Linked DNA regions of Mus musculus: regions 2, 3, 4 and 5 are each linked to region 1. A link is a loop called in an ENCODE intact Hi-C map of the cell type or tissue named here. Cell type or tissue: heart. All regions are shown on one strand.

Region 1 (5,000 bases):
GGAAAGAGCCAAGGGGAGTCTGGGGAGACAGCTCAGCAGTTAAGAGTGAGTACTGTTCTAATAGAAGACCTACAGGGGTGTGGCCTGCGGTTGCCAGGCTGCGAACACCTGTGGCTCAGCATCAGATACATTGTAAAGTCTCTGATGTCTCCTGCGGCTCTTGCTGCCTCGGCCCAGAATGTCTCCCTTGCTTTACTTTCCCCAAGAATAAACTTTCTTTCTCAAAGTATATGCTTAAAAGAGTCCTCCATCATGTCCTGCTCCTACAAGTGTCTTCTGTCTGAGTCTCTCATTTTTCTGAGACCCAGAGTGTTCAGAATCTGAAGAAGGTGGCAGAGCAGTTGACAGATTTGAAAAACAATAGCAAGTCCAGGAGAGTGTGTTTAATGGGCTGAGTTTCACCGTTGTAAGTTAAAAATAGAATGTCAACGCGCTGGAAGCTGCCTGCCTCTGTGTCAGCCAGTGTTTGTTTATAATTCCCAAATGGCAGAACTCCATCTGTGTTGTATTATCCGTCCCCTTAAGAAGTGTTTATTGAGCACCTACATTCTGTCTGGCACTGCCTGGGGCTACAGCAGTGATCAGAACAGACGCGCCTGAGAGCCTGAGGCTGAGCATCTCTTGGTTTTTATAGCTTTCTCATTATGTCCCCTCTTCTACAGCCTAAACTCCCGGAGAACAAGAACAGTCTTTAACTACATTTCCAATCCTCGACAGCATCCAAAGGGGGGTGGGCATTGGCACTGATAAATCAAGAGACCGTTAGAGCCACACAACCCGAGTATACTCATCCTTTGCACAGGCCCTTCCCTGGGCTTACCCTTGGCCCTGAGCTGCTCTTAACTGCTCTTTATTCTTCCCCACTTGCTACTGCCTCTCCTTTCCATGTCAGTATCTCTGATCTCAGTGTATAAAATGCTGGAGAAACAATGCAGGCGATGGTGCAGGAAAGGAAGATTTAGAGATCAGTACGAGAAATGCGAAGTTTCATCTGATGCTTTCAAAGTACCATGCTTTAGAAACATGCCAGTGAAGAGCACACTCCACTTCTTTCTTTAAAATGCCTTATTCCATTTTAGTGTATGTGTGTGTGCATGTGTGTTTGTGTGTATTATGTGTTGTGTCTTTGTTATGTGTGAATATGTATGTTATGTGAGCATGTGTATGTTTGTAAGTGTGTTATGTGTGTGCTGTATGTGTTGTGTATGTATGTGTGTTATGTGTGTATGTTGTTACAAGTGTCTATGTGTATGCTTGTGTATGTGTGTGTACATGTTTGTTTGTTTGTATGTATGTATATTGTGTGTTGTGTGTGCATGCCTGTGTATATGTGTATGTACACATGTGCGTATGTGTTGTGTGTATATTTGTGTCATATGTGTATATGTTGTGTATTGCATGTATATATATATATATATATTTGTGTATATGTGTATGTTATGTGTATGTTTGTGGTATGGTGTGCATACATGTGTATGTTTGTATGTGTGCATATATGTGTATGTATGCGTGTGTTGTGTGTATGTTTATGTTTGTATGTGTGTATTTGTGTGTGGTATGTGTATGTGTATATGTGTGCACTGTGTTGTGTGTGTGTGTGTGTGTGTGTGTGTGTGTGTAAGTGCAGCTTCCCAGGGTTGAACTTAGCTCTTTCAGCTTGTCATTGAGCACCTTTATCTCCTGAGCCATTTCTCCTTAGATTTCATAAAAAAGGAGTCTTTATTATTTGTGAGATCTAAGCTATATTTAACATAATATATAAGCTCATTTGTTAACAATGAAACCAGGAGTGGTTTTGTCCCAGATTAGAGAAAAATATTAAGTTTTGCTTTTATCTTAACAATTTGCTGTGTGACAAGCATTTAAGGCTATTAATGCTTAGTTTTTATTGAGATGTAAAGAGCTAGCATGGAGGGGGCTTTCTAAGCATTGTGCCACCCCCATGCAAAGGACACCTGAGCATGCTCTGCTCCATGAAGCCGATGATCTTCTGCATGTTCAATTACTAAATGCATCAACTCACAGCAATTAACACTTTTATTCCTGTTTTTCTTCCCTCATACAAAAGAAATAAAGTAAACAATTGTACTAAAACTCTCTGGAAAGCCGGCCTGGGAGACAGGCTGCACTTCGCAGCTTGAAGTGTCTGGCCCTCGCAGCTGCAGCTTCTTTTGTGGCAGTTTCTGCTCTCACATAAAACCAACAAGGATTTCTCAGAAGGGTGAGAAACAAAAGCTTTAAAACTGGCTTCCTGTGAGTCCACCAAGGGCATGGCCTTTAGGAACAATGTCAAGTTCTGATCCAGCCCCCTCCTGCGGCCACTAGATGACACTGCCGCCCCAAAAATAACAGAGTGGTTCGCCCATTCATTGCAGAGAAATCACATGGCTCAGAACTTAGCTGCACAGTGTATAACGTTGTTGCCGCTGCTGCTCCTCTTCTTTCTCTTCCTTCTTTCCTTCCTCCCTTCTTTCCTTCCTTCCTTCTTTCCTTCCTTCCTTCTTTCCTCACTTCCTCCCTCCCTCCCTCTCCCTCTCTCTTTCTTTCTTTCTTCTTGTTCTTCTTCTTGTTCTTGTACTCCTTCTCCTCCCTTCCTCTCCCTCTCCCTCTCTCTCTTTCTTTCTTTCTTCTTGTTCTTGTTCTTGTTCTTGTTCTCCTTCTCCTCCTTCTTCTTTTTCTTCTTCTCTTTGGTATATGGATAGGAAAGTAGTGAGATTTCCAAGAGAGAAAAACCTGTCCAGTTCATAGATCTTTTTCAGGATGAACCACTTCAGTAACAGGAACTTTGTTTGGGTTTTGTTGCCCTTTTTATTCAGTCTTTAGTATCTGTTGAAAAGTGTTATTGTTCCTGAGTCACGATGGCAAGCTCAGCTTAACTACCATAGGCAAGCTGAACGAGCTGGTCACTTAGGAAATCAGTTAGGGGCTGGCCAGACGGCTCGGTAATAAAAGCACTTGCTTCCAAGTTTTTACAACCTGAGTTTGATCCACCAGGAGCCACCCACAAAGTGGGAGGAGAAAATAGACTCGTGCAGGTTTTCCTCTGACCTTCCCATGTGCCATGGTACGTGCTTGTGCACACAGACACACAGACACAGACATACACACACAGAGACACATGCACAGACATACACACACAGAGACATACAGACACACATACACAGACATATACACACACACATATACAAACATACGTACACACACACATACATAGTAAAGAAATAAAAGAAGTGCCGGGCAGTGGTGGCGCACACCTTTAGCCCCAGCACTTGGAGGCAGAGGCAGGTGGATTTCTGAGTTCAAGGCCAACCTGGTCTACAAAGTGAGTTCCAGGACAGCCAGGGCATAAAGAGAAACCCTGTCTCGAAAAAACAAAAAAAAAAAAAAAGAAAGAAAGAAAGGAAGGAAGGAAGGAAGGAAGGAAAGAAGGAAGGAAGGAAGAAAGGAAGGAAGAAAGAAAGAAAAAAGAAATAAAAAAAGAAGCAAAAGAATCAGAGAGTTTTGTGTACACTGCACTCTTGATCTGGCTTCTATCCCCCCTTCCACAGACAGACACACAGACAATCCTACGTGAATAGCTTCTTCTATGGGTAAGAGCACCTGACAGAAATGCTGCAATGCAGCTGGGCTTAGGTGTCGCGTTGTGAATTATGCATGAGGGGACTCGGCTCTCACTGCAGTTAAGCACAGAAGCAAAGGCTATTTCCGTTCATGGCTGCATCCTTGCTTGCCAGCAAGATAGCAGAGCACAGGGGGTGAGGGCTTTGGCCCTTCGAATCCACAAACATTCCAAGCTGACATCTACAGATATAGCTCTGGGATCACGAAAACACTTCTATCCATTGATTGGAACTTTCTTTATAACTATAGGCAACTGCCTATATATTACGATCAATAGTGATACTGATGTCTTTGTGTTCTTCTTAGATTTGCTTAATTAGAAGAGTTTATTTTATGTTTGGTTATGGTATAATAAATCTAGGCGTTAATTCACACCACCACCAGGCTGGCCTCAGTGAGCAGTGAGACTGAATACATGTGTCACCACGCTCAGCTTTTCGTTTGATTTTTAAAGACTTATTTGACTTTGGGGTGAGTGTGTGTGTGTGTGTGTGTGTGTGTGTGTGTGTGCCTGTCTATCTGCCAGATGAGTGCAAGCATCCACAGAGAATAGAAGAAGCCACTGGATCCCCTGGAGCTGTAGATACAGGCAGTTGTAAACAGCCTGATGTGGGTGCTGGGAACTGAACTCAGGCCCTGTGGGAAGACAGCAAGCACTCAATTGCTGAGCCATCTTTCCAGAGAGCAGAGCTCTGGGCTGATGTGAGAGACAAGGAAGGGCTATTGAGGCGGGTAGTGCACTAATCTAGACACAAACATTGCTGGCCTAGGGTTAGGGGCTCAGGTTCACTGAGAAACAGCAATGAAGTGGCCCAGGGCATGGATTCAAGGCTAAATATACTCGCTTTGATTAGATAAAGTGATTTTTAGATTTTTCCAGTGATTAGAGCCAAACTCTTGTACATGTCAAATAAGAACAGTTCGATGGGGCTACACGCCCAGCCTTGCACACACAATTTTAAGTTTAGGCCTTCATCTACAATGTGTCAATAGAGAGATTAAATGAGAATTTTTACAATTTTTATTTGTGTGTTGGGGAGTGGGGCTTCGCCTGCATGTATTTGTATCACATGTCTGCTGTGTCAGAGGAGGGCACTGTGCCCCTGGAGGCTGGAGTTAGAGGTGGTTATGAGCCACCGTGTGGGTGCTAGAGAACCCATTCTTGTCCCTTTGTAAAATCAGCTTCTGCTCTTGGTCTCTTCTGGCCTCTAACCGAGGATGTTTACAGGTGTAACTAGCACACAGTGGGAGCTCTGTAAACGCTTCTTAAGTAAGATTATTCCCTGAGTGTCTAATGCTCTCCTACGCACTGAATTTGCAATCAGGGCTTTGCTGATTGTCTTCCATGGAACTCCGTATTGTTTTGTGCTTTATATTGC
Region 2 (5,000 bases), 250 kb after region 1:
TTCATCCCAGGACAGGGTGGCGTTAGATGATCACCCCTGGGGCTCAGCAGGTGCGTGCAGCCATAGACCTTTCTGAAGGTTTTGAGTGAGGTCGTATTTAACCCCGCCTACCTCTGGTTCTCTGGTTTTCACTGTCACTGTTTTCATTCACCAAGTTATTTATTGAGTGCTGCTGTCTGTTCTGCATTGTTCAAGACCTGGAGATATGTAGATCAATAAAAATTATTGGAAGTAGAATATAATAATAGTGAGATAAAATCAGAAAATAGTAGTATAATAAATAATAAATTTTTTTTAATCCACTACTATCGTGGAGAAGTGAATTACCTTCCAGAACCAGCTATGATGGGTCTGGGGCTTTCTGGAGCCAGTCTCTGGCCCAGTGGCTTATCTTATCATTCTGTTTGGAATACCCACTTACCCTCCAATCTTTGTGTTTTCTTGCCATTGCTTCTGGCATCTTCCTCACAGTCCTCTTAATGTCACTATTTATATCCTAGGCATAGGGTTCTTTCTATTGGCTATTAGAATTACAGAGAACTCTTAAAAACCATGTCTGAGGTGTTCTTAAGGATTTGTTTTCTTTTCATAAATAACATTTCTGAGTATTATGTGAAAAGTGCTTCAGTAGACCTGTGTCTCTTTGCTTTCCATGGCCAAGTTCCTTGTTCTTCCCCAGTTAGAATTTTGCTTTAAGGTAACTGAAGATTCACATTTAGTTATATGATGTTCTAGCTTATTAATGTGGCAGACTACACTGATTGGGTTTCAGATATTTGAAGGAACCTTATTTGTTTGGAAAGAGTCCCACGTGACTATGTATGGTATGTAACTTTTTATTTAGATGTGAATTTTATTTGCCAATAACTTGGTAAGGATTTAGGTATCTGACTTTGGTGAGAGGTATTTACTCTTTGGCATTTCTTCTTTCTGACATCTTTGGATGATACTTGTTACAGGGTAATGTCAGCTTCATAAAGTGAGCTGGGGACGGCGCTGCTCTGCTTTCTGGAAGAAAGTGCCATTGGTTGATTTTCTTCTTGGATGCAGTAGAGTTTGCTAGTGAAGTCACCCAAACCTGGAGATGGCTTTCATGGAAATTTAATGTTTTACATTCAGTTTTTAAAAGAATATTTTATGTATATGAGTTCTGCAGCTGTCCTCAGACACACCAGAAGAGGGCATCAGATCCCACCACAGATGGTCATGAGCCACTATGTGGTTGCTGGAAATTAAACTCAGGACCTCTGAAAGAGCAATCAGTGCTCTCAACCTCTGAGCTGTCTCTCCAGTCCTCCCTTTTTTTAAAAATAATTAACAAAATCATTTGTCTCCTGATGTTTTCTGTTTTTAATCAGAGTTGTCAAATTTCTGTATTTGTCTTTTTCTGTTTTCATTCTACTTTGATGTATGCTTTGCATACAGTTAGGTCATGTTTTTTTTTTTTAGTTCTTTACTGTTGGTGAATTTAGCTCATTTACATTTAATGTAACTATTGGTCATGACTTAAGCCTGCCATTTTTGTTTTGTTTTCTGTTTCTGCTTTTTATTGCTTTGTTTCTTACCTTTCCATGGATTACATAAACATTTCCTAGGATTCATAGGTGATTGGTATGTTCATTTTGCCAGCTTTTAACAAGTTATGTTAACACTTGTCTCCCTTGCTCTTACCCTCCCCATGTATAATAGTTCAAGTGTTTTCTGACATAAACTTAGAGCTAGATTGACTGTATTATATTTTTTAAGCCAGTTGTCAGATGTTTAAAAATGTCAGAGGTTATTGTTGCTTTCTTGTGTTTGCTCCCTTTCCAGGGTTCTGAGTGTAAGTGTTAGTTCTGCGATTGTTACGTTTCTGCTTACAGTGCTTCCTGTTGGACTGTTTCAGGGTGTGTGCTGGCCAGAAGGCCCTAGTCTCCTTTATTTGAAGATGATTTGACTCCTCTCCACTCCTGAAGGCTGTTTCTGGGTTGAGTTGTGTTTGCTTGTTTTGTTTTGTTTTCTCCCAGCGAACTCTTTAGTTAGTCTCCTTCCTTCCTTCTAGTCACAGTTTATCTCCAAGTAATGTTCTGACTTGGAATTTGTTGCTGTGCAGAATAGATGAGAATATCCCTAGTCTATCTTTTTTCAAAGTGAAGTTGAGATGTAAAGATTGAGGTAAAGGTTTTGCTGGGCCACTGTGAATTTATAATATTAACTGCTGTTATTACAGCTTATTATTGAGTTTATAGTCAACTCAGCTAATTTTAGGTTACATCTCTGTCTCTATAACAAGAACTAACATTAGTTTTGTTTTGGTGAGAAAGGATCTTTTTTGTCCTACCTGTCATTTTTGGTGAGGTCTCTTAGATTATTGTTAGAGTTTTTACTTGGACAGTGCTTAGAACTTGACTCTGACCTTCATCTCATTACTATTCCTCCAGGTCCTTAAGATTTGCTTTTATTTCTGTGTCTTTTGGATGTCTTTTTTTTCCCCGAGTCGGTTTCAAATCTCACCAACTGAAAATTCATTTTCATTTTCTTTTATGCCTCATGAGACTTTAAGTGTTTTGCTGACATTGCATTATGTTGTGTGCCATTAGAATTGCTTATTTCAAAAAAAAAATGGAGGTAATATACTCTGTGCTCTCAAGTGATTGAATGCTTGCGTGTAGTTTGGGTCTTTTCTAACAATTTTCAAGCTTTCCTTTGAGGCTGCGAGGGAGTGCTCAGGGTCATAAATACACAGTTGCAAGAACTGGAGCTTACAATTTTGAGCATTGTTTATCAACTTTATGCAGATGACACTTTCAAAGGGGTTGTATATTAGATATCCTGTATAGCATATACTTACATTATGGTTCAAAAAAGTAGCAAAATTACAGTTATAAAGCAGCAATGAGAAGAACTTTATGGTTAGTGGGGCGGGTCACCACAACATGAGAACTGTATTAAAGAGTCTCAGCATTAGGAAGGAACCATTGTCTTAGAGCATTATGGAGCATACATGACATCTAGTGGCCAGTTACTTACACATGGACTGTGCATAACTGGTACCACAGTGGCAATCAAAATATTTTTGAATGAAGTATAAATACCTTCAAAGTTCTGTTTTAATGTACCCTGTCTATAAAGAAAGGATTGAAGTCCCTTAGGGATGTGTTGCATTTTGAGGGAGTACCAGTAGAGGGCACCAAGGGTCCATTTACTTTGGTGCTTTTTATTTTATTTTATTTATTTATTTATTTATTTATTTATGAGATTGTCAATCATCAAAATGCCAGTCTGTCCTTATGGCCAGTGATTTTGAGTTGTCTATCCATTTCCATATGCAGAGCAAAGTAGATTCTCAGTCACTATTTGTTAAATTTATATTTTTTCTTATAAATCATGTAGTACTATTCCTTGGGAATTTAAAAACTTAAAGCTTATTGTAACAATGAAGGTATCTTAATGTCTGAGGCAGAAGGTGAATTTGATCTGTTGGCTTAAGCATGTAATCTTTTCTGAGGCTAGGGAAATGGTTCAGTTGGTAAAGTGCTTGCTGTGGACCTGAGTGGAGCCCCAGCCCCTAAATAAAAAGCTGGGAACCCATCTGCATGATAGAGTACACGCATGCACACACGTGAAACTTTCAGTTGTTTCTGTTGAGAAACTGTTCCTTTGGATAACTCAGGCTGGCCTCAAACTGATGATTTCCTGTCTCCGTCTTGAATGCTGAAATGTGCCACTATGTAAAGTTCACTTTTATCATCTTAAAGCTCTGCTATTTCCAAAATCATTTCGTCACCATTGACCAGTTTGGTACTGTTCGTTCATCTTTGCTTAGTTAATAACTGACATTTGTCTTCCAGCAAAATATTGCATAGTGTTTTCTTCAATTCTCAGATTTCCAATATAATACTCATAATAGTGTTAAATTAGACTCTGGGTAGCTGAACAGATGGCTTCCTCAGTAAAGTGCTTATCACACAAGCCTGAGGACAGTAGTTTAATCTGTCCCCAACACTCATGCTTAAATTACTTGCATGCATAAATGGGATTTGTGAATTGACTCAGTGGGTAAAAGTAGCTGCTACAGAAACTGACAGCCTGAGTTTAGTCCTTGGAGCCCTTGTAGGAGAGAACTGACTCCCTCCCAGAAGCTGTTCTCTGACCTGTTTGCTTGTGTTGCGCGCTCCCATCACATATGTACACATAGTAATTCAACATAGCTGGTAATGGTTGCATGTGTCTGTAGTCCTACCGCTGGAGGGGAAGTAGGGTGGGGACAAAGGCAGAAGGAGCCCTGCTGCTGGCGGTCTAGGCTGTCCAGCAGAATTGGTGAACTTGTCCAGTATCCTTGAGAGACTGCGCCTGAAAACCTAAGATGGAGAACCATTGAGATGGAGAGCGTGATGTTGACTCTGGTCTCCATGGCGCCGGCTCATGCACTCTTTTCTACATATTTGTAAATCCATGGACACACACACTCAAACATGGATGTATTGGTAGAATTTCAGAGAAAATATTAGTGGGGAGGCTTACTAAATTGAGGCATCTCACAGAGTGGAGAACTCTTTCCCATTAATATAAGCTTTCTGTTTTTTCGATTATTTATGTGCATTGCTGTTTTGCTTGGAGGCATGTCTGTATGTGGCTGTCAGATTGCCTGGACCTGGAGTTAGAGACAGTTGTGAGCTGCCATGTGGGTGCTGGGAATTTGTAGTCCTCTGGAAGCGCAGCCAGTGCACATAACCTCTGAGCACCTCTCCAGCCCTATAGAGCTTTCTTATTACTACTTGAATGCTATATTTTGGGGATCAGCCATTGTAAGGATTTGAACTTAAAGGGGTGGCTTCAAGGAATGCAACGAATCTCAACCCTTGGCTGATTAAGACAATTTTGTTTAATTTTAGGAAAATACCCTAAGTTTTCATGTAATTTTAAAATTGGCAGATAACTGTATATATAAGAAAGCAACAGCATATTCTTTCTGTTGCTTGTGAGAACGTAATTAGAAAACAGCTGTGATTTTCTGGGGT
Region 3 (5,000 bases), 230 kb after region 1:
GTTTCTTGCCCACAAGATGCTCAATCTTGTCCTATGGAAGTCTGGATATATATATATATATATATATATATATATATATATATATATATATATATATATATATATATATATATATATATATATATATATATATATATATATATATATATATATATATATATATATATATCCAGACTTCCATATATATATATATATATATATATATATATATGACAAGCACAGAAATGTAAGCCCTAGTCTGAAAGTGGGGTGAATCGGAGCAAATCTCTAGTGGTGTACTTCTGACTTCCCAGAGATGGACATCGAGAGTCTGGGGACACGGCCGGCTGCAGTGTATCTGAAGCATTGGGAAGCCAGGCCGCAGTCCTCACGTGTGGAAACTGAAAGCCTTCTGACTGCTTTGTGTTCTCCAGACAGAGAACAAGACAAACCTGGGGAGAGGAAGCGTCTTTTGTGATAATGCAGGAAGCAAAGTGCTGAGGAGAAGCAAGGCCCCGGAGAAGTCAAAGGAAGGCCCCTGTCACGGCTGCTGTAGTGAGCGGCGCGTCTGGGCTTGCTGTTTCCTGCTCTCCACACTGCATGTGGGATGGACACCCACCTATTGACTCTCAAGCCCACTTGCTGGGGATCCTCTCAGGAAGTCATGACTGCTCCTTACTTCCAGGTCATACTTGGCACTGGTAAAACAGGCTCCCCTAGTGTCCAAGAGAGTTCTGGAGACACCTAAAGACTTGTGGCTTGCACTGCATGGCATGGGGTTTGAGCCCCATAGTACAGTACTCTGTTCTCTGACATGATATGCTGTTATTATTTTCACCCCGTCGAGACCTTTACAAAACTGGTCTTACCAGCCTGTCCTCGCAGGAGGAAGGAGAGAGAGGGCCATCAGATCCTCACCTCAGATGCAGCCACCAGTTGTTAGTGAACCGAATTGGTTTGGTAAGCTGGACTCACAGAGACCTCTCTTTGGTCTGTCAGTGTCCTATCTGGGGTAGACACATACTTCTGCGGATCTCCCAGGAGTGTTTGTGCAACACTCTCACATGGCAGCTTGACACACCTTCAGCTAACACCACATGGGCCATGAGGATGCCACAAAGTTATTGGCTATAGTCTACCTCTCATTGTGTCCAGATCCATTTGTCTTTGTGGTTTTTTTAAAAAAATTAATTTATTATATGTAATTACACTGTAGCTGCCTTCAGACACTCCAGAAGAGGGCATCAGATTTCATTATAGATGCTTGTGAGCCTCCATGTGGTTGGTGGGATTTGAACTCAGGACCTTTGGGAGAGCAGTCGGTGCTCTTAACTGCTGAGCCATCTCACCAACTCTGTCTTTGTGTTAAGTTCACTCTGTCACTGTGCTGACTTAGGGGCCTAAGCTAAGGAAGACTTTGTCATAGAGAACTGGAGGGGCTGGGAACCTGGATCAACAGGTAAAAGCGTCCGCCTCGCAAGCCTGACAACGTGAGTCCTGGAACACGCATCAGAATCCTGACTGGTGGGATATGTCTGTGACCCCAGCATTCTTACAGAGGTGTGGAAGGCAGAGCTAGGAGAATCATCTAGGACCCGAGAGGCCAGTGAGCCTGCAGAAACAAGAGAGACATGCTTCACCAAGGTGAATAATCCGAGTGGGCATATGTGCACGGAGGCACACATGTGCCCCTCTGCCCAATACAATGTTTGCTTTATTTATTTATTTATAAACATTTCAGATTTTGACTATTTTATGTGTATAAGAGTTTTGCCTTCATGTGTATTTGTGTGCCACATGTGCTGGTCCTTGAAGAGATGGTGAGCCTCCATGTGGGTCCTGGGAATTAAACCAGGGTCCTTTGCAACAACACTAAGTGCTTTTAACCACTGAGCTAATTCTCCAGCCACAAATACAATGTTTTAAATAAAATGCCGAGACAGGGAGAGGGAGAGGGGGAGGGGAGGGGGAGGGGGGGAGGGGGAGGGGGAGGGGGAGGGGGAGGGGGAGGGAGAGGGAGAGGGAGAGGGAGAGGGAGAGGGAGAGGGAGGGAACTGATGTAAGAAGCATGCATGATGCCTGGACCAAGGTTCTAGCTGATAGGCATCAATTCTTGATGCTGCCAGGGAGTACGTGAGCTTCAGGTGTATCTTCTCTGATGCTCTTCTGTGGCAGAGAGGGCAGCCAGGTGGATAAACCTCATGCTACTATCCCATCTCCTTTCTCTGCTGTTCTCATGCAGAAGGAAACCAGTGACTGGTGTGGCTACAAGCACTTTAGAACCCTTCTGTGCATTCCCGCTCCACACCTTACTCAGTAGAGCCTAAAGTGGGGTTATCTTGGTGGCAGGGAGAGGAGCCAAGTCTCCCTCTGCTGGCCTCAGGCTTGCACAGTCCAGCTCCCAGGGGTGAGGCTGGAGGTGCTGCTTTGGTGCTGACAGCACTCGGGGAGGAGGGGCCCCGCTCTCTGCTCTAGAGGTGTTATCCCTGAACTGGTGTCTTAGTTGAGCCTCTAGCTGCTAATGTTTAGCTGATGATTCCAACTTGGTATCTGTATTGGTATTCCGGGGCCACTAAATCAAGACATGCTAAATATGGCAGCTTGGAACAGCAGAGACGGGATGTTTCACAGTTCTCGGGGTGGAAATCCAAGATCAAGTGTTGGGAGGGCAGGGACCTGGGGATGGCAGCAAAGGAGACCCCATGGTGTCTCCCTCCTGGCTTCTGCTATTCCCTAAACCTTTGGCGTCCCCTGCTAGTACCCACATAGCTACGATTTTTACATGCTGTCTGCATTTCTGACTGTGCTACCACACCTGGAGCAACTCTATGTGACACATCTATGTGCATGCACACACAGGCAACTCTATGTGATACATCTATGTGCATGCACACACAGGCAACTCTATGTGATACATCTATGTGCATGCACACACAGGCAACTCTATGTGATACATCTATGTGCATGCACATACAGGCAACTTTGTGTGTATATTTAGAGACCCGAGGCTGACATTATACACCTCCCTAGGTAGTCATCTACCTTACATTTTGAGACCCTTTCTCATTGAAGCTGGAACCAAATCTCACTGATTTGGGTAGAACGGATGGCCAACAATCCCTAGGGGACTTCCCGTCTCTACCTCTCCAGTTCTGGAATTAAAATCACACTTGGAGTTTTTTGCATTAGTGTTAGGGATCTGAACTGACTTAGGCCCTCACACTGTGTGTCAGATACTCCATCCATTGAGCATATCTCCTTAGACAGTCTCTTCCCTGGATTCTTAATAAGGATGTAGTCACATTGGATTAGGCTTCACCATAATGACCCTGTCTTACTAAATTACATCTGACCCTGTCTTACTAAATTACCTTGCTTCCAGTTACACTCTGAAGTACTGGGGGGTCACAATTTCAGAATGTAGGACAAAATTTATAGAGGACAAACTTCAGCCCATGACAGCAATGGTGTCAGAGCAGTTAGTCACAGGAAAGAGGTAGGAGGTTGCTCTGGTTACTTCTTATTGCCAACTTGACCCAACTTAGTGTCACCTGGGAGAAAGGAGCCTCAGCTGAGGAACTGCCTCAACAGACTGGCCTGGGGGTGGGTCTGTGGGCATTTTCTTGCTTGCTAATTGATGTAGGTGGGCCCAGTGCACCATGGGAGGTGTCATCCTCCTCAGGCAGGTGGGCCTGGGCTGTATAAGAAGGACAGGTGAGCATAAGGCAGTAAGCAGCACTCCTCCATGGCTTCTGCTTCAGTTCCTGCCTCCATGGTCCTGCTTGAGCTCCTGCCCTGACGTCCCTCAGTGATGGACTGTGACCTAGAAATATCAGCCAGATAAGCCCTCTTCCCCTCCAAGTTGCTTTTAGTCAGTGGTTTATTATAGCAACAGAAAGAAAGCTGGGACAGAGAAGCTTACAATAAGCATGGACTATAAACATATTTCTCAATAAATCAAGTATTCTGCCAAGGCAATATCTTGCAAGATCCTATGGGTGCAAACCAGAGATTCTTTTACTTCTCAGAGTAGTTCTGCCCAACACTGAGGAAAGGGGAAGAAGGGGCCAGTCAATTCCTTTGGGGTGGAAGAGATCCAATGCAATATAACTACCAATGGCAAACAATACTCAGTGATGGTCAGTACTGGCGACATAACTCATGTCCCATGATCGGCTGTTCAGTCTTCATGACCCACAAGAGCAGCTGGTTTTCAAACGGCGAAGCATTTGCTAGTGGAGAAAGAGTCTTTGCTTCAGCTTTTCAGCGTGTATGTATCTCACTGAGACTTGCCAGCTGGTTGGCCTTACTTTTGTGGTAATCATCAGACCCGTCCAATGACACGGCCCAGTTAACATGCTTGCTTGACTTTGCATTGGTGTGGCCCACAGATCCTTCTGAGCCAGTACATTACTTTTTCTAGCCACATAGATCAAGGAAGACTCCAGTATGCCAGCCATTTCTCTCTCACCCAGGAACACAGTGATCTGTTAGCTATAGTGGCAGAGCTTCACCTTCATCTGCTACTCCAGCTGAGCTGCCCACTCTAACAAGTACCTTCTCGTTACCCGGACAAGGTGGTTAAATTCGGGTGCCGTCCTAGGACACTCTAGAATCTCTTTTTGTTGTTTCTGTTTTTCACGACAGGGTTTCTCTGTGTGTCCCGGGCCGTTCTGGAACTCACTCTGTAGACCAGGCTAGCCCTGAACTCGCAGAGATCCACCTGCCTCTGCCTCTCAAGTGCTGAGATTAAAAGCATGTGCCACCACTGCCAGGCTCACTCTAGAGTCTTTTATTTGCAGGGACACTGTGAAACTCAGTGCCCCAGCAGCACATCCAACTGTCAGCACTGACCTCTCGAGGTCAGCGGCCATGACCTTCTTGAAGAGTCAGGTATCCTTACTATAATATCCATTGTCTTGCTGACGATGACCTTTTCCAGGCTGTACTGGAAATAATCAGTTGGTAGACTTGGGAACTAAATCCAATCGTCCTGCCCTGTTTCCTCAAGGAAACCCTCT
Region 4 (5,000 bases), 900 kb after region 1:
CCAGCACTGAGCAGACAGGCTCAGATCTTGTTTGCCACAGTTGCTAGCTCACCTAGAGTGGAGTCTTCCGACCTAGGTAAAGTCTATTGTCTGCCACATCTGCAGCTTCCTGCAAGAAGCCACCACCTGCTGAGCAGCCTGGGCTCATTTTCCTGAGGAGTTCCTGGCATAATGTGGGATGGATGGGTCTCCCCCCTTTAAATTCAGACCCTAGAATTAAAACATTGAGCCTTGATCAGAGAACTTTGTCTTGGCTCGTTATTTCTCTCGCCATCCTTCCCATCCATCCCCAGCTTTCCTTTCAGGAACCCAGGAAACCATGGCCCCTGGCAGCTACAAATGAAACCAACTTGTTCATAGCATTTGTCTTTCATGTGTTCTCCAATTTAGTTTGCAAGTATTTTATTGAGGATTTTTCTTTATTTGTTTGAGAATTTTTCTATATTTGTTAGAGAAGTCGGTCAAGTGTGTGTGTGTGTGTGTGTGTGTGTGTGTGTGTGTGTGTGTTTGTATGCCTTTGTATGACTTTATCTGATTTTGAAATCAGGGCAGTCCTGACTTTGTAAGAAGTTTGCTAATGTCCTGTGCCTTTCTCTTTTGTGGATCAGTTTACAAAATGCTGGCATTACATCTTCCTTTTCACTCTGGTAGAACTTACCCGTGAACAGCCATCCCTGAGCCTTTCTTTGTTAAGAAAAATTTAACTCCTATTTTGTTCTGTGGATTGTCTCAAGTCTTTTTAAATTGTTCATGTCTTATAACTTTACATTTGGTAGTCATAAGCATTTAAACCTTTATAACTTCTAGATTTTGTCCAGTATGTTGATTATATTCTGAAAGCATTACAAATGATGTTCTGGATCTCAATGAAATCTATATAACAGCTTCCCTCTGTGTACTATTTTATTTATATGGGTTCTTTTCTCTCTCTGGTCTGTCTGCTTAGTGTTCTGTTGCTCTGAAAAGATACCATGACCATGACAACTCTTCTAAAAGGAGGTTGTTTAGTCCATTTTCATCATGTCAGGAGCACAGCAGTGTGCAGACAGCGCAGTGCTGAAGCAGTAGTTGAGAGTTCTACTTCTAGATTCACGGGCATCAGGAAGAGAAGTAGCCACGAGGCTCAGAATGAGCTATTGGAAACCTCAGAGCCCACCACCAGCAACAGGCTTCCTCCAACAAAGTCACAGCCCCTAATCCTTTCAAATAGTACCACTCCCTGGTGACCAAGCCTTCAAGCCTATGAGCCTGTTGGGGCTCACTGTTATATGGACTATCACACCATCCATCCATCCATCCATCCATCCATCCATCCATCCATCCATTCATCTATCATATCTATCTGACTGTCTATCAATCAATCTATACCTATATCTATCTATCTATCTATCTATCTATCTATCTATCTATCTATCATCCATCTATCCATTTATCTTTCTATCAATCATCTATTCTCTATTTCTCTCTCTCTCTCTCTCTCTCTCTCTCTCTCTCTCTCTCTCTGCCTGCCCCCTCTCAGCTAGGGAGTTGGCAATCCGAAATTCTTTTAATCTTTCCAAAATCCAACTTCTCATTTGGTTGGTCTAGAAGCTCTACTTTCTCTTTCTGTTTTGTTTGGTCTAAATCATGATTGATGTCTACTGTTGGCTTGGGTTTGGCTTCATTTTTTTTTTCTGGAGCTTTGGGGTACTTATTTGAGCTCATTGGTTTATTTACATTTGAGCTCTCTAATATTTGAGAAAAGTGGTTATAGTTACAAACTTTGTTCTTGACTGCCTTGGCTGTGTCCCAGAGTTTCTGGTAGGCAGTGACCTCATTCCCACTTGATTCTAAGAATGTTTAATTGGTCTCTTTAATTTCTTCAATGACTCACCCAGTGTTCATTCAAAAATGCATTGACAATCTCCAAGTTCTTATGTATTTGTGCATGCGTATGTTGGGAGGGGGTGGTAATCCTTGCTAGTTTTATTCCATGAGGTTTGAAAAGTATATTCATGAGCCAACTTGGGCTCAGAGAGACAAAAACTGCATATTCTTTCTCGTATGTGGATCCTAGCATCTAAGCTAGAAAAAGGGAAAGGGACCCTTGTGATGAAATAGCAAAAGGGAGGGGCCTGGGATGGGTGGGGCACACATGGCACAGGCATGGGAGATGGTGCAGGGGTGAGGGAAGGAGTGAAAATGCCATCAAACTCTGCCCCTCTGTGGTAATTAAAAATCCAATATAATAAGTTAAAGGTAGATATAAAACAATTTTGAAAGAATGTTGCCATCTAGTGGCCAAGCTAAGGAATTCACTTAGACGATCATGTTTTCTAAAAATGTGGCTGTTTTATATTCACTAAGTAAATAGTGTCCTATTCACTAAAAGTTATACTTTCTTTTTGCGCTCAGTTTTCAGGCTTCCAAAAATTTATTCTCAGGTATGGCCTGCTTCCCAAAGAAGCAGTTTCTCCAGGTAAAAGCAAGATGTATATCTGTTAAGTATTTGGTATGTCTTAATCTCAGAGGACACTAATACTCTGGGCATGGCTCTCTTCCTTGCATGTGTACTTGTGTGCACCTGGATAGTTTGATGATGTCACAGGCCCATGAAGACTGAGCAGCCTGCATGAACAGTCGATCAGACTCTGGCATTGTCTTACGGTTGGGTGTGGTCTCTCCATCTGCCGCCTGGTTCCATGCTCTCACTTTTCCTCTCAGGGGGGCTTGGTCTGATTTTCCTCTCCCTCTCTGGGGGGTTTGGTCTAATTTTCCTCTCAGGGAATCGTTTTATTTCAGCTCTTTACCTTAAGGTTATATCTGAAGAACTCATGGGGCCAGATGTCCTCATAGCTCACCTCTTAGGTGCCATACCCTAGCCTTCCTCTGTTGACATCGAGTTTCTGTCCTCTGTTCTCATTGGCGATTCTTGCTTTCCCTCACTTTTGCTCTTTTAACCAACACTGGGCAACTTCCCATGGATCATCTCCCAATAATGTGTTGTTGCTGGTCATGCATGTAGCTTTGTTAGTGTCTGAAAATACCACCCTGTTCCTTGACCCTGTAACTTAGTCATCCTATTCTCTATCAGTGCCTTCTATTCACCCAAGGTAGGGACCCATGAGAGAACAAGGAAATTATTTATATAAGTCCAGCTTGGTGAACCCATGACATTTTTATTTTTGCTTACATACAGGAACATGTGTGAAAGGTTGCTTTCTAAAATGATTCTAAAACAGGTGCATCACCAAAGAGTCCCACCCAAGCAGGGGTCACAGTCTCCCAGTGTTGGGAGCCGCCCTCACATTCGCCGTTACAAGATGGCGCTGACATCCTGTGTTCTAAGTGGTAAACAAATAATCTGCGCATGTGCCAAGGGTAGTTCTCTACCCCATGTGCTCTGCCTTCCCCGTGACGACAACTCAGCCAATGGGCTGCAGCCAATCAGGGAGTGACACGTCCTAGGCGGAGGATAATTCTCCTTAAAAGGGACGGGGTTTTGCCATTCTCTCTCTTGCTCTCTTGCTCTCTTGCGCTCTGGCTCCTAAAGATGTAAGCAATAGAGCTCTTGCTCTCTCTCTTGCGCTCTTGCTCTCTTGCGCTCTGGCTCCTAAAGATGTAAGCAATAGAGCTCTTGCTCTTGCTCTCTTGCTCTCTGGCTCCTAAAGATGTAAGCAATAAAGCTTTTGCCGCAGAAGATTCCGGTTTGTTGCGTTCTTCCTGGCCGGTCTCGAGAACGCATGTAAGATCCCAGAAGCTGCATAAATGGATTCTTCCATTCAGTCAACACTTCCATACTCTAGCGCCTCCTGAGACTGCATGCAGCTGGGATGGATGCATGGAAGAACTTGTGTGACTGAGCAGTTGTGTCAAAAATTATAAGCTGCTGAGAGCACCTTATAATTATGGTTTTTTTTGCCATGGCTTTGCATGGCCTGGCTCCCAGAATCCTGACAATACGGCTACAAGAGAATGAAGAAATCACAGACATAGAGAAGTTGGGATCAAGTGGTTTGGGCTTTCTGATGGAGAAGCCACACTTCCTGCTTTATTGTATGCAATGGAACAGGAAGCTGGAGCTATTATAAATGCTAAACAAGGAGGCAGGCTTGTCTAATCTGGGTAGGAGCTGTCTCTATAGGGGAGCAGTCTTCAGGCTGTAACATCTGAGGTGAGAAAGCTGTGGTGGAGATTTTCTGCATACACTATCAACACTCATACTCACCCCTGAGGAAGGCTCTGCCACTCCATGAGTCTGAGGCACCCGTCCTTTGACATAGCCATGTTCACAGGTCTGAGGCACCTGTCCCTTGACATGTCCTTGCTCATGGGTCTGAGGCACCTGTCTTATGACATGTCCTTGCTCATGGGTCTTAGGTGCTTATCTCTTGAAATGGCCATGCTCACGGGTCCGAGGCACGTCCCCCTTGACATAGCAATACATTTGATCAGGGCTTCACCTACACCCTGTAGTTTTAAAATTACATTATACAATTGACATTTATTTTTCTGTAATTTGCTAATGGTTAGTTTTTTCTGTCTGCCTTCATCACCAAGTTGTACATTCACAGGCTCAAGACTTTATCTTTACCGTGACTTTGCCCAACACGGTCCACCTGGTCCATTCATGGTGCTTTGTAAACAGGTGTACACGCAAAGGACTAACAACCCAGGGACAGATGCTGAGGGACGCTTGCGCTTTCCCAGAGGGATAAGGATCACGGGAGTGCGGAATGTTTATGGCAGAGGTGTGTGCCCCTCGAGCATTTAACACACAAAGGAAGTGTGTGTGGCAAGTTCACAGTGGCGAGTCAGGAAAGTCTGGGAGGACACAGAGTGCAGAGAAAGACAGAGTCAGTCAGGTAAGAAGACCAGAAGAAAACAGAGACAGTGAATACTGGGTAGCTTTCAAATTTATTTAGATAGAATTTTATATATTGAAGATTAGCGTTGGTCTTGAAGGAAGGCTCGGCCTCAGGGATCAGCAGAGGTCAACCTCCAGGAGGCTCTGAGAGCTG
Region 5 (5,000 bases), 240 kb after region 1:
GAGGTGTTTATAGAGGTGTACATACTTGTCACATAATTTTTTGCACTTCAGAGTTAAAATATGCATGCTTTGTTTAAATTTATCACAGTAAAATATAAGTTGATATGTAGGAAGACTGTACAGCAGAATAAAACAATGTGGTGTTGTAGGAGAAACAACCAAAACGGAAACACATAAAGGTTGAAGACGAGGGGGAAAGGTATATTCTACCCAACACTAGCAATTGGTTCTAAATGAAACCCCAATAAATGAACCAAAATCGCCATCAAACTGTCATCTAGCAGGGGTGGCTTTCTTGTGGAATGGACAGCAGTGTGAGGGAGACTCTCATAACGATGTGAGCAGCTGTGTTCATTAGAAAATGTTTTAAATCCTCAAATAGATAAAAATAGATGAAAACTATTATGCTGCTGAAACAGGCCATATTACCTCCATGATTCAGAGAGGGAGGGAGACAGCTTTATCTAAAAGCACTTTTGATTAGAAAGTAACAACCCCTGTCATACCTGTCAGAAACCATCTAGGAAAAAAGCATGCAAGTGGGTTTTCTGGAGACAGTCCACTGTTTTGCATGGGCTGCTATGGGTGAGCTCTGAGGCCATCAGAGACTTCTTCCCAGGATTGCTTCCTGCTATTGATACGCCTTTTCTGTCAGTATTACACAACCTAAGGATTGATGGGCCTCTGCCCACACTATTGGACACATTCCCTCTAGATCACCATGACGATGTACTCTCATGTAGCAATTTGGTATAGACGAATAGACGATTTTACAATTTCTGATGATTTTATAGAACTCAAATTGATGTAAGTAATCTCAAGTCCCCTAAGAAATAAAGCTGCAAATAGTGCTCTTCACATGTCACAGGCTAATTGCACGAGGGAAAGAATGCAGGCTTGGGACAAATTTATGATCAAGGAAAAGCATTCATTTTAAGTCAGGTTCAAGGAAGAGGCTACAAGTGTGCACTATAATAAAGCAATAAAGTAAAACTACTGCTTTGAATTTATAATGACCTTGTAGAACGAATCACTGCTTTGAGCTTACTGTCAACACCCTTCTGTAACCCTCCTTCTGTGTAACATTTCATCTGTGAGGTAATTTTATAAAGAATTTTTGTCTAAAAAGGTAAATTTGCCAGAGAGAAAAAACAAAGTGTGGCATTTAGGGCTCAGCCCCATTCACCAAATGAATATATGTCTATGTCCGTTTGTCCATGTGTATGTACATAAATAATATGTAGGTATATGTGTATCTATGTAAGTTGGCATGAACACTTGTGAAATTGTTGAGACAGGTGGTCCGGCAGGGCCAGAGTGTGTGTGTGTAGTTGTGTGTTTGAATTCTTTCTTCCTCTTCTTTTCTCTCTGGCTCACAAAGAGTTAACAGACTCCAAGCCTCTAGCCTGGCCATGGAGGGGTCCTTGAGTCAGAGAGAAACTAAGCCTTTTTTCTAATACTCTTGTTGCTATCAGTTGGAGTCAAATTACCAGAAACCAGAGGTCTTAGAATAGCAAAGAATTAAAGAGAAAAACTCCTGAAAGCAAGCAGCTTTTGGACATACAATAGCAAAGAATTAAAGTCAGAGAAATTGCTAAAAGTAAGTAGTCTTTGGCTACAGAATAGCAAAGAGAACTGCCAAAGATAAAGCAGCTTTGGTCTCCATCTGACTCTGTAACTCTTAGCTGCCTTCCTGGGGAAACTGGGTGCTGGGATAAGCCCTGGGCACTAAGTGACCCTAAAAAGAAATGGGATGTGAGCAGAGAGACAATGAGAGGGATCACTGGAGAGGAAAGAGGAACTGAGAGCATTTTTATGTTTTAATTTTATGTGCATGCATGTTTTGCCAGCACGTATGTCGTTACATACCTGTTGCCTGTGGGCCCAGAAAAGGGAATCAGATTCCCTGAGCTGGATTTATAGATAGTTGTGACCTACTATGTGGATGTTAGGAACTGTACCCAGGTCTTCTGCAAGAGCAGCAACTGCTGAGCCACCTCTACAATTCCAAGGATATTTACTTCTTTTTTTAAAATTATTTTATTTTAAATTTATTTTCCACACTCCATATTCCATACCCCCGCCCCTATCCACCCTCCGTTTGCATCACATCCCATACCTCCTATGGATATTTACTTTTAAAGAAAAATATTTAGGCATTTAGGTGCTATTAGGAAAGTGGAAGCAGTATACTCAGTTTAGAAGAGCCTTGTGAATATTTGAATCTGATGAAGTGTTCCCCTCGGATCTCATATTCAGTAAATCCTGTCGGCGTGAGCCACCACAACCCATGCGAATCGCATATCCAGATTTTGAAAATATGGAGATGACAGAGAGGTCAGCAGTTGAGTTTTGCATGCATGTCTAGATTCAAGTTCAGATTATTTGTTATACTGTGCCTCTGTTATCCGCCCCCCCACCCCCCGCCTCCCCTCCCCTCTTCTTTTCTTTTCGAGACAAGGACTCTTGTCTATAGCCAGGCTGTCCTCCAAACGCCCTCCGCAGGGCTGCTATGGCAGGTGCGCGCCAACTTTTAAAGTAATAATCAACTTCGCAGCTAACTTTTATAATAATAATCCCCTCAGAGCTAACACCTTACGCTTGTCCTACGGTTAGAGCGAGCGGCCTCCCCGCAGCACAGACCTCACCTTACCCTGCTCCTCAAGCCCGCCCAGCCGCTCAGGGTTTAACCCTCATTCAGACCCGCAGTCCGCTCCTCCCAGCGTGCGGAGCCCGTCTCTAGGCAACGCCAGTGCATCCGACGTCTGCGCAGGCTCCGCCGCCGGCTCTGCTTGTTTTTAAACAGTCGTCCAAAAGGGCCAATCAGAGGCGGCTCACCGAGAAGCCGGGTGAGGACTGGTCGAAAGCCTCTCGCCATGGCCAATGGGCGTGGAGGCTAGCTGGGCGGGACCGGAAGTGAGCGGGAGGGAAGAGGGGCGGCGGCGGCGGGCAGTTTGAATCGCTCGTGCTGGTCGGGGAGGAACGGTGCGCTGTGTGAGGAGCTCGGCGGTGAGGAACTCGGGGCTCGCAGAGCCCGGAGCCAGGTTCTGTGAGGAGCTCAGGTGAGCAGCGTCCCCCCTCGGGGCCCCCGTCCTCCGCCCGCGGCCCCCCATCGGAGGCCCGCATGGTTTCTAGAAGCTTCTTTCTCACTTGGCGGCTTAGGGTCGCCAGGGTGCCAGGCTGTGCTGTGTGCTCAGCAGCCAGAACTAGCTAGCACTGGCAGAGAGGCAGGGGATCCTGACGGAGGACAACAGCAGAAACCTGCCAGACCCTCTTTAGGGCCTGAGGCGGGCGGTGGGCCCATGAACGGAGCCCTCCGCATTTTAAAGACATACTTTCGGTGGAAGTTCTTTTACACCGTCACCACAGAGATTTTGCTTCATCTTTCAAAGTCTTCTTCTCAGACCCTGCCTCTTTAATCTTAATTTTTTACATTTACGGATTTTACAACTTTTGCTCTAGTGACCCGATTTAGGTGGCTGACAGGTTGTTCCGTACCCAGTCAACACCTAATGGCAATTAGGCGATCGGTGTGATGTATTTATATATAAGTGTAGGAGAGGTAGAAAATGTATATAAGTGTGTAATGAACATAGTAAAAAAAAATGCCTTTTAAACACCCAAGACTAATAACCAAAACTCTGACATCACTCACTCCAAATAACAATCCTAAAACCCCATGATCCCCAGTGAACAGTATATAATTGGAGACTAAGACAATGCTCTGCGCTGCACATATGAGAAGACACCACCATAATCTGCCCTCAGGAGCCTCAAATCAAAAACTTCTGTTGGCTTGTAAGGCCTTAATGGGAAAGGTTGTGTGTAGTCTTGCTTCAATTTGATGTCCCAGGATCAGGTGGTATCCAAGGGGGTCTCCTCCCCTCTCTGAGAAGGGAAGGTGTTTGTGAGGATGGGACTGGGATCACAGGCAGAAGGGGAGGCTACCATTAGGATGTAGAATGAATAAATAATAATAATAAAAAGGAAAAAAAAAACTGAACCTGACAAGCTAAAATATGTCACCCAGGTGAGCAGCCCTGGGAAGATAGGGTTAAGACTGTAATTAGAAATTTAAAGTGTAAATACTGTATACTAATCCTCAGCATAATAAAATATAACTTTAGTTATCTTAACTACATTTGTAAATATCTTCTTGCTCTCAACAAAGTGTGTGACTACAAACATGAATATAGCTGTTTGTAGGTTTTGAATTAGAAAATAAACCTGCTGGATTCCCTTGCTTATATTGCCTCTCTAGATGTTTTGTTGCTTTTATTTTGTTTTGTTTTTTGACTTGTTGGCTGTGTAGCCCTGTCTGGCCTGGAACTCACTCTGTAGACCAGGCTGGCTTCAAACTCAGAGATCCACTGGCCTCTGTCTCCCAAGTGCTGGGGTGAAAGGTGGATATGGCTGTGGCACGTTGATGTATTGATTTCGGTGGCTGGCTGAATTGTTAAGACAATTTTTGCGTGTGGTTTTTGGTCTAATGTACTCTCCTCACTCTTGAATGAACAAGCTACAGGGTCAATTGCTCTTTGTTTTAGTTAAGAGGCCTTTGATTTCTTTCAGAAAATTTTGTGGGAAATTGAGTGTGGAGTTACACATGTCTTCTGTGAAATGAGATCTGGGAAAAAAAATAATGAAGCTGACACCAAAAACTGTCTTCAAGGCCCGGTATCTAATATGTCAAGATCCTTGTTTCTCTTTAACTTTTGAAAGTATTTTTTCAAAATATTTACAGTTAGATACTATCTCAGTATACAAACACGGATGTGGCTCGGAAAGCGGTGATCCACATTTCCTCAGCGTCATGAACTGAAGTATATTTTTGGGGCATTAACATCATAGATAACACATACAGAATGGGAGATGCCATTGTAATGCTCCAGGAAGTTGCCAACATCATTCTCACAATTGACAAAACAAGACAGAAAGAACAGTTGGGTCTGAGTGACAGTGGCAGGGCTCGAGTTGTCCTTTGAGTCCCTGTCTGTGTT

What was found. Hi-C counts contacts between places; a loop is a spot of excess contacts. Peaks named below come from ENCODE experiments on the same cell type or tissue, not always from the same donor. Only the 100,000 strongest peaks of a DNase experiment are listed, where the experiment ranks them.
Region 2: a loop joins it to region 1, with 5 times the contacts of the local background. A loop is called at or near these places in 6 of 42 quality-filtered maps.
Region 3: a loop joins it to region 1, with 6 times the contacts of the local background. A loop is called at or near these places in 19 of 42 quality-filtered maps.
Region 4: it touches region 1 in a loop (4-fold over the local background); 9 of 42 quality-filtered maps call a loop at or near these places.
Region 5: it touches region 1 in a loop (3-fold over the local background); 12 of 42 quality-filtered maps call a loop at or near these places.

Annotation. Positions count from the first base shown.
Region 1 is chr1:189,925,192-189,930,191 of GRCm38, reverse strand. No RefSeq gene overlaps it. Among named protein-coding and RNA genes, the nearest start is that of Smyd2, 5.4 kb to the right of the region's middle. In heart, a CTCF peak has its summit at 2,313 (motif pointing right); a DNase peak (open chromatin) is centred at 2,301; H3K27ac peaks cover 2,652 bases.
Region 2 is chr1:189,673,694-189,678,693 of GRCm38, reverse strand. The region is part of intron 7 of Cenpf (centromere protein F); the gene reads left to right. Among named protein-coding and RNA genes, the nearest start is that of Cenpf, 12 kb to the left of the region's middle. In heart, a CTCF peak has its summit at 3,113 (motif pointing right); no DNase peak of the experiment used is centred here.
Region 3 is chr1:189,695,976-189,700,975 of GRCm38, reverse strand. No RefSeq gene overlaps it. Among named protein-coding and RNA genes, the nearest start is that of Cenpf, 10 kb to the right of the region's middle. In heart, a CTCF peak has its summit at 2,364 (motif pointing left); a DNase peak (open chromatin) is centred at 2,395; H3K4me3 peaks cover 602 bases; H3K27ac peaks cover 1,016 bases.
Region 4 is chr1:189,020,722-189,025,721 of GRCm38, reverse strand. No RefSeq gene overlaps it. Among named protein-coding and RNA genes, the nearest start is that of Gm36561, 12 kb to the left of the region's middle. In heart, a CTCF peak has its summit at 2,283 (motif pointing left); no DNase peak of the experiment used is centred here.
Region 5 is chr1:189,686,038-189,691,037 of GRCm38, reverse strand. It overlaps Cenpf (centromere protein F), which reads left to right and starts at 2,952. Exons shown (of 18, transcript NM_001081363.2): 1 at 2,952-3,062. In heart, no CTCF peak of the experiment used is centred here; a DNase peak (open chromatin) is centred at 2,827; H3K4me3 peaks cover 3,772 bases; H3K27ac peaks cover 2,705 bases.